2 separate regions of the Homo sapiens genome follow, and region 2 is linked to region 1. The links are chromatin contacts, found by Hi-C in ENCODE. All regions are on one chromosome and are shown on one strand. The core of a region is the stretch at or near the end of the contact, and the rest is flanking DNA. Distances in the headings are between cores, read along the strand shown. Region 1 holds the start of LINC03032 (long intergenic non-protein coding RNA 3032). Region 2 has its middle 54 kb from the start of LINC00399.

The links. A loop is a pair of places that touch in the nucleus more often than their neighbours do. Pooled maps may share reads with other maps.
Region 2: a map of ascending aorta shows a loop between it and region 1 (2.5-fold over the local background). The contact joins the enhancer-like site here to the promoter of LINC03032 in region 1. A Hi-C loop is called at or near these places in 2 of 168 maps with a recorded cell type or tissue (aorta and ascending aorta) and 3 of 50 pooled maps.

Annotation. Positions count from the first base shown.
Region 1 is chr13:110,119,748-110,123,459 of GRCh38, forward strand. It overlaps LINC03032 (long intergenic non-protein coding RNA 3032), which reads left to right and starts at 1,955. Exons shown (of 3, transcript NR_148221.1): 1 at 1,955-2,180; 2 at 2,413-2,596; 3 at 2,706-3,712. The region is part of intron 1 of LINC03082 (long intergenic non-protein coding RNA 3082); the gene reads right to left. RefSeq lists enhancers at 903-1,402, 2,057-2,156, 2,639-3,712.
Region 2 is chr13:109,453,004-109,456,477 of GRCh38, forward strand. No RefSeq gene overlaps it. Among named protein-coding and RNA genes, the nearest start is that of LINC00399, 54 kb to the left of the region's middle. RefSeq lists an enhancer at 1,650-1,925. Within about 2 kb of position 1,313, at least 2 of the 41 ENCODE cell types and tissues checked have a DNase peak (open chromatin) inside an H3K27ac peak, as active enhancers do; they include ascending aorta, where a contact is called at or near this core.

The DNA.
Region 1 (3,712 bases), core at 705-3,204:
AGCAAAGTCAGACATGTGAATTGTATGCAATCTTTTGTCTAAAAAACTCAAGAAAAAAAGAATAAAAATATATTTATTTTATATGCATTAATACATACTAGAAGCAGATAAACAAATGATTGTGGCTTCCTAGGGTGGTAGAGATGGGCACAAGCAGGAGGTGAGTGAATGGAACAGGAGAGATTTCTCAGTGTTTTACTTCTTATTTTTGAAGCATATGAATGTTACCTATTCAAAAATTTATGTTAATAGGTTTACAAAATAAATAACAACTTAAACAAGTTTAGGTCACAGCTGGTAGATTCCAGACCTTAAATGGACCCACCCTGTATCATGCAAACTTTCTAAAGATAGAATGCTTTGTAGCTAAGCGCTAAGTGTTCCTGTTACTCCTCTCATGATAATAAAAGAGTAAAGAGAAGTATTGATAATAAGAGCTGGTGTCCTTGGAGCATACCTTGTATGCTGGGGACACGGCTCAGTGGTTTGTGTTATGTTGTATACTCCATGATTATAATGACCATTTCATAGAAGAACCTACTGAGGCATAGAGAGGCAGAGGCGCAGCCCCAGGTTCACAGTTGGTTATTACAGAGTCAGTGCTCAGGGCCAGCCCCACCACATTGCGAGGCAAGGTCTCTTTCAGGTGCTGTGTGCTGTGGCATTCTGCCATCCCTGGGGACACACGGTTACCCAAGGGGCAACATTCCACCTTGCAATGAAAACCTTAATCGGGGACTTGCTGTGCCCTGTGGATGTTTTATCTTCAGAGTAGTCGGCATCAGGGAGATGCTGGGTTTCCCAATCAAGAATTCATCATCCACAAAGCTGAAGATGAAACCCAGCCCCCCGCTGCGGACATTCACTGTACCCCCACACTGTGCACACATTGTGGCGTGTGCAGGGCACACCTCTGTGTCCTCTGGTCAGTCCCTGACGCAGTGATGGGGTAAGCCACGCCATTCACCACGTTTATGTGGCACCCACCTGAGATGTTGACCCAGTCTCTGTGAGTCACCTTCTGTGAGTGATTCACTAGCAGTCCATGTTCTTCTATGCCACAGCATCCGTGTCTCCTGCTTCTCCCCTCTTCACCTCTCTTGGACTTCGTCTCATTCTCCCCTGGCCCTTCCCTGCCGCTCCCCCTGGCTCCCCGCGTCTCTTCCTTCACCCTCTTCCATCCTTCTCCCCTCTCCCCACTAGCAGTTGTGCCAGGCTCCTTAGAGACACGACCTGCTGTTTCTCTACTCTGTTGTCCTCCACAGCCTTCTGTAAGATCGAATGTGGAAGAAACTGCCCATTCTGCGAATGTGCTTGATAAACGGAAACGCCAAGAAGATCCCTAAATCCATGTTATTTTCTAATGGTAGCTTCTGCGACCTGTGAATTCTATGGAAAGGAGCTGGCTATTTTTGAAATCAAGGAAATTGACTCTATATTTAAGTAAATTCTATAGCTAAGTAAATACAAATATTATACTTAAGTAAAATTCTATAAGTAAAACAAATTTCATATTTAAGTAAAACAATTCTATGTTTAGGTACAAATTCTATATTTAAGTAAATTCTATCTTTAAATAAAACTGTATTTCTAAGTTTTCCCATATTAGTTTTGTCCCTCCAGAGACTTTAATATGTAGGTCTAGAGATGTCTACGAAACACGACAGTGAAAACCAGCACCTGCATGGACCCATCTGTGTGTGGTTGTAAATCAGCAAGTTACCAAGCCAAATGCACCCATTTCACTTTCTCACCATGATTAGACTGTGCTGTGTCATAGGAGGAAGAGGGGGCTGTCACAGGGCAGCAAGCAGACATGCCTTCATCTTCATATGATTTCACTATTTTGTAAATGGTTTCTCAGTTGCTTTATAAAGTTAAATAAACCTGCATTGTGTAACCCAGCAATTCCACTTCTAGGTATTTACCCGAGACAAAAGGAACAATATCCACAAGGCTGTGTGGCTATGTATAGCTGCTTTAATCATAATAGCCCCAAACTGGAAAGAACCTAAATGTCCATCACCAGGCGAATGGGCAAACAAATTGCGGTGAATTCATATCATGAAACTACTCAGCAATAAAAAGAAACAATTCCCTGAGTACCTAACAGTGTGGACGATCTAAAACCATGCAGAAGAAAGAAGCCAAACAGATAGAGTGAGTCCCCCTCTACGAAGGTCAGGAACTGGCAAAACTGACTTGTAGGGAGAGAAGTCAGATCAAAGGTGGGAGGATTGTAATTGATGGGAACGCCCTCTGGGTGATGGGAAAGTTCTGTATTTTGACATGATTTGGGTTATATGGATGTATGCACTTGTCAAAACTGATTTTAACACTTAATGTCTGGAAATTACACTTCAAAACTTTGTTGAATCACTTTGTTGGTCCTTTCCATCGCCTGCTTCACAGACCAGGGGAATGTACCTTTTGGTAAAAGCAGAAAACAAACAAAACGATGAGACCAGAACTACGGCAACCAGCCCAAGCACCACTTCGAGCTCCAGGAAAGCTGTGTGATGCTGAATAGACTGCTCAACCTCTCTGAGGCTGGTGTTCTTATCTTCAAACGGGGATAAAAGATCTACCAGTCTAGGTGAGTGTGCACAACAAATGGTATATTCATTTGCTAGGGCTTCAGTAAGAAAATAGGACAAACTGGGTGGCTTAAAACTGCAGGAATTTACTGTCTTATCATCCTGCAGGCTAGAAGTCTGAAATCAAGGCATCGGGAGGCCATGCTCCAAGACTCTGAGTGGAACCCTCTTTGCCTTTTCCTGACTTCTGGTGGTGCCGGCGGCCCTTGATGTTCTTGGCTCTTTAAGCATCTCTGCAACCTCTGCCATCATCTTCACACAGCGCCCTCCCTGTGCATCTCTGTCTTCATACGATGTTTTCTTCTTTTCATGAGGACAGCAGTTATATTGGGCTACAATCCACCCTACTCTAATATGGCCTCATCTAATCATACCTGCAATGACTCTATTTTTAAATAAAGCCACATTCAGAGGTACCCAGTTTAGGACATGAACTTTTCGGGAGACACAGTTCAACTCATCACAGAAAATAATCAGGGGTCTGGACATTCTGTGTCAATGAGATTGAGCCACTAGTTGTTAATAGTATTTCACTCATCTCTGCTGATATTTTTAAAGAACATGTGAAAGGGGTGAGGTATCTGATAGAAAGCCCTCCCTCATGTAATTGATGAGATAAGGGTTCTAATTTTCCCCACAGAAGTTATAAAGAGCACCTGAGCTGTCAGCCAAATCAAATTGCCAGTGGAAAGCAGGTGAACCTAAGGAAGCCATGGGGGTGAGACGTGCCTGGGCATGCCCTGTTCATGGTGGCACCGACCCACACAGCATTCATAGAATTCATACCTTCCCGGAGCTGGCGTGACTCCTGGGAGACCACAGTTTCTGAGAAAATAGAAAGCCAAGTGTAAACTGGACTGGTCACAAAGACTCCGCAGGGAGCTGGCTGCAGACACCCACTCAGTCCAGTCCTGTGGGCACACAGTTGGGTCTTAGGGGAAAAAGAAAGCTTAAGTTAAAACTGCAACAGCTCTTCCAGGAAAGAATTTTTTCAACCCAGGGACACAAAGAGCGCTGCTTTGGAAACCTTCTAACAGAGCGGAACATGAAGGCGAGCACACCCCCGCCCAGGTTTGACTCAGGGAGGACCCAGGGACCTCGGGCTGGAGCCCAGC
Region 2 (3,474 bases), core at 63-2,562, 670 kb before region 1:
TAATTGAATCATGGGGTCAGGTCTTTCCCAACTGTTCTCATGATAGTGAATAAGTCTCACAAGATCTGATGGTTTTAAAAACGGGAGTTTCCCTGCACAAGCTCTCATTCTTTCTTGCCGCCACCATGTAAGAAGTGCCTTTTACCTTCTGCCATGATTGTGAGACCTCCCCAGCCACGTGGAACTGTAAGTCCATTACACCTATTGTTCTTCCCACTCTTGGGCATGTCTTTGTCAGCAGCATGAAAACAGATTAGTACACCTATTGATGGACATTTATGCTGTTTTCAGTTTCTTTCAGTATTTTAAATAATGCTACAAGGAAAATTCGGTGCAGGCCTTCATGTAGACATAGTAATATACCTGTAAGGTAAATTTCCCAAAGTAAAATTGGAAGACCAAAGTAAATATGCATTGCATTTTGACAGACATTGGAAAAATGCTCTCCAAAGAGATTCCACCAACTTACACTCACACCAACAGCAAATGAGACCATCTGTTGGCCCACATCCTGTGCACAGTGTGAAAGATCAACTTTCCAATCTTTGCCAATCTGATAGGTTTTAAAAAATAGCATCTCATTTCGATTTGTGATTTAATTATGCATGAGATTATGCTTCTTTCTTTTTCTTCATATTGGTGTATGTTTGAACTGCTTATTCGTATCCTTTAAATAATAAACTGTAGTGGGGTCAAGCTGGGCCTGGTAGCTACTGCTGATGCTATTGAATTATGGTGAGTTAATCTAAGCAAGAAGCTCATGGGCCATGTAATTCACCCCAAGAAATGTTTCTGAAGTTGTACGGGTTTTTTTGGCATTGATTACAGGTTTAACGACTTTTACTCTCAAAATGCTTAATTCACATTACATATGTGTGTATGTTTGATTACACCAATGTTTCTGCATACTACTGCAAAATACTCTTTAAAATCTGGGGTCACATCCTGTTTCACAGATCTGATAATGAGTAAAGCCAAACTCTTAGCTCATGTTTGGGTATCTGGCCTCCATTAAGCTGCTGTCTCTATTACCACATAGTCCATTCAACATTCTCTCAATGTCTTGGAGGTGTTAGGGCAGAGGCTGGCACTGTACGTATTAATAAGATGTCCGGCTTAGTGACAGGAGGTCTTGTTTATTATAATGAACAAATGAAGGTGTTTCAAGTATATTTATGTGGCTGCTTAAGAGCCAACCTCCACTGCTGTGAGACTTAGTAAGAGGTGGCTACCAAGGACCTGCTCCTGCAAGCCTGTTCCCAGGCTCCCCCAAGCATGGCTCTGGGACACGGTGAGAGCTTTCTGTGAGCTTGTGTGAGACTCAGTCCCAGACAGAGGCTGCCTCCCACTTCTCAGCTGAATCCTGGGCTTTGGAAACCCTATTGTGTGCCAATATAATCAACCTACACATGATGTCACAAGACAGAGAAAACACTATAAATGGTATCCAAGTTCATGGCACTGAGTCTCCAAGGGCTGTGAGAGAAAAGGTTGGTAATGCTGGCATGATTGCTTGGCTGAAAGAAGGGCCATGGCAGGAAAGATGTAACTGAACTGAAGATGCAGCCACTGCTTCAACGTAAGACCTCACCTCGTTAATTTGGGTGATCAGAAAAGCAGACATTACCTCCTCCTGTCAATCGCCTTATTTTGGTGAATTCTTAAATAGCCTCTTAGCCACTGTTGTGACTCAATAATTGTGACCTTCTAACAGTTACCATGGAAAGAATTCCTAGATTATAAATAATGACAATGTGAGTTTCCTAGTTACCAAGTGTATTTATAAAATGAATTCCAAAGGTACATGACATTTAATTCCAGCCTATTTTTAGACACTAAAGGATAATAAAGGAAAATACTTTTTTTCCAGAAGAGGAAGAATTGTAACATTTTTCCAAATCTAGTTATAGAGCAGCACATCTATATGACTATAAGGAAAAAAAGGGGGGTTTTAGTAATATACTGTCCTTGGCAATTTAAAGGGAGCATTTACAATAATACAGATTTCACAATTAAATGGAGTCTCCAAAATCATGTATAGAATTTGATCTATACAAATTATCTTGGAAATAAAAAGATATAGTGTCCTTTAATAATTTTTTAAACACATAAATTGGGAAGACTTTTATGCCTTCTACTTTACAAAGTATTTCTTATTAAAGGAAATCATTATGTTTCATAAAGAACTCTTTCTTATTTTTTTTAATAGACATGATAGGGTCTTGCTGTGTTGGCAAGGTTAGTCTTGAACTCCTGGTCTCAAGCGATCCTCCCATCTTGGCCTCCCAAAGTGCTGGAATTACAGGACTGAGCCACTGTCCCTGGCCCTTCATAAAGAACTCTCGGAAGCACAAGTTTACCTAGTCAAAGAGTTACAATCCAAGAAAGAGGAGTGAAGATTCTGAAGGAATACATTACAAAAAAGAAAAGCTACTAAATGGTGTCTAAATCACATTTTAGTGTGCTGCAGAAATGACAGTTCAAAAAAAATTAGAGCAATGGAAATACAATAATTTTTATGTCCTGTCTAGTATTTTGTCTTTTCCAAACACTGTTCCAGGAGATACTTCAAAGAAGTTGATGTATAATGTTTCTTAGACTTGCATGCAATGGTCTCATAATTGAAACATTTTCTTCTTTCTGAATCTTGAATCAAATCCTATCTCTTGTCCATACTCTGAAACATGAAATTTGAGAATGGCTATGGTCCCTTTCTCCATCTTGAAAGCCAGCAACAGCAAATGGAGTCCTCCTCACATTGCTTAATTCACATTCTGTGATCACATCACCGTGACCTCTTCCATCCCAAGTCTCCCCCAGACTCTCACCTCCTGCCTTCTTCTCCCTCCGATGATGACCCTTGTGGTGACCTTGGTTCCACCTGGATAACCGAGGATACTCTCTCCATCTCAAGATCTTTAGCTTTTAACTTAATCACATCAGTAAAATCCATTTGCCACTAAGGTAGAACATACACAAGTTCTGGAGATCAGGATGTGGACCTCTTTGGAGAGGGGGACCATTATTCTGCCTGCCACAAGCATTTGTTTATTCTCTCAAAAATATTTCTTGAATATCTACTATATTCTTGATACAGTGCTGAACAGATGATTAGAAGGAGAATGGAGGGTTACCAGGGTATCTATGCATAAGTCTAGTAAAGGAATCAAAGGACTGGTGTTTGGGGCCTAGCATTTTCCCTTCTAATGCTTTTTCTATGTGTTACTCATTTTCTTCTTTCTTTTCTTCCAAATCTATAGGAAATCACAGTGTTATGAAATTAAAAGGTATTTTTGACTAAATATAATAATCACATTAATTAGTTTAGTTAATAGCAGGCAACTCATTATCCAAATTACAGCTCAATGTACTAGAAACAAATTAATACAAATTTTGTAATGATGCTAGTTGCAGGTCAATTTTAGTTCCAGAAAGAAGCCATGACTAGCAATTACATGCCTTCCTTTCTTTTCA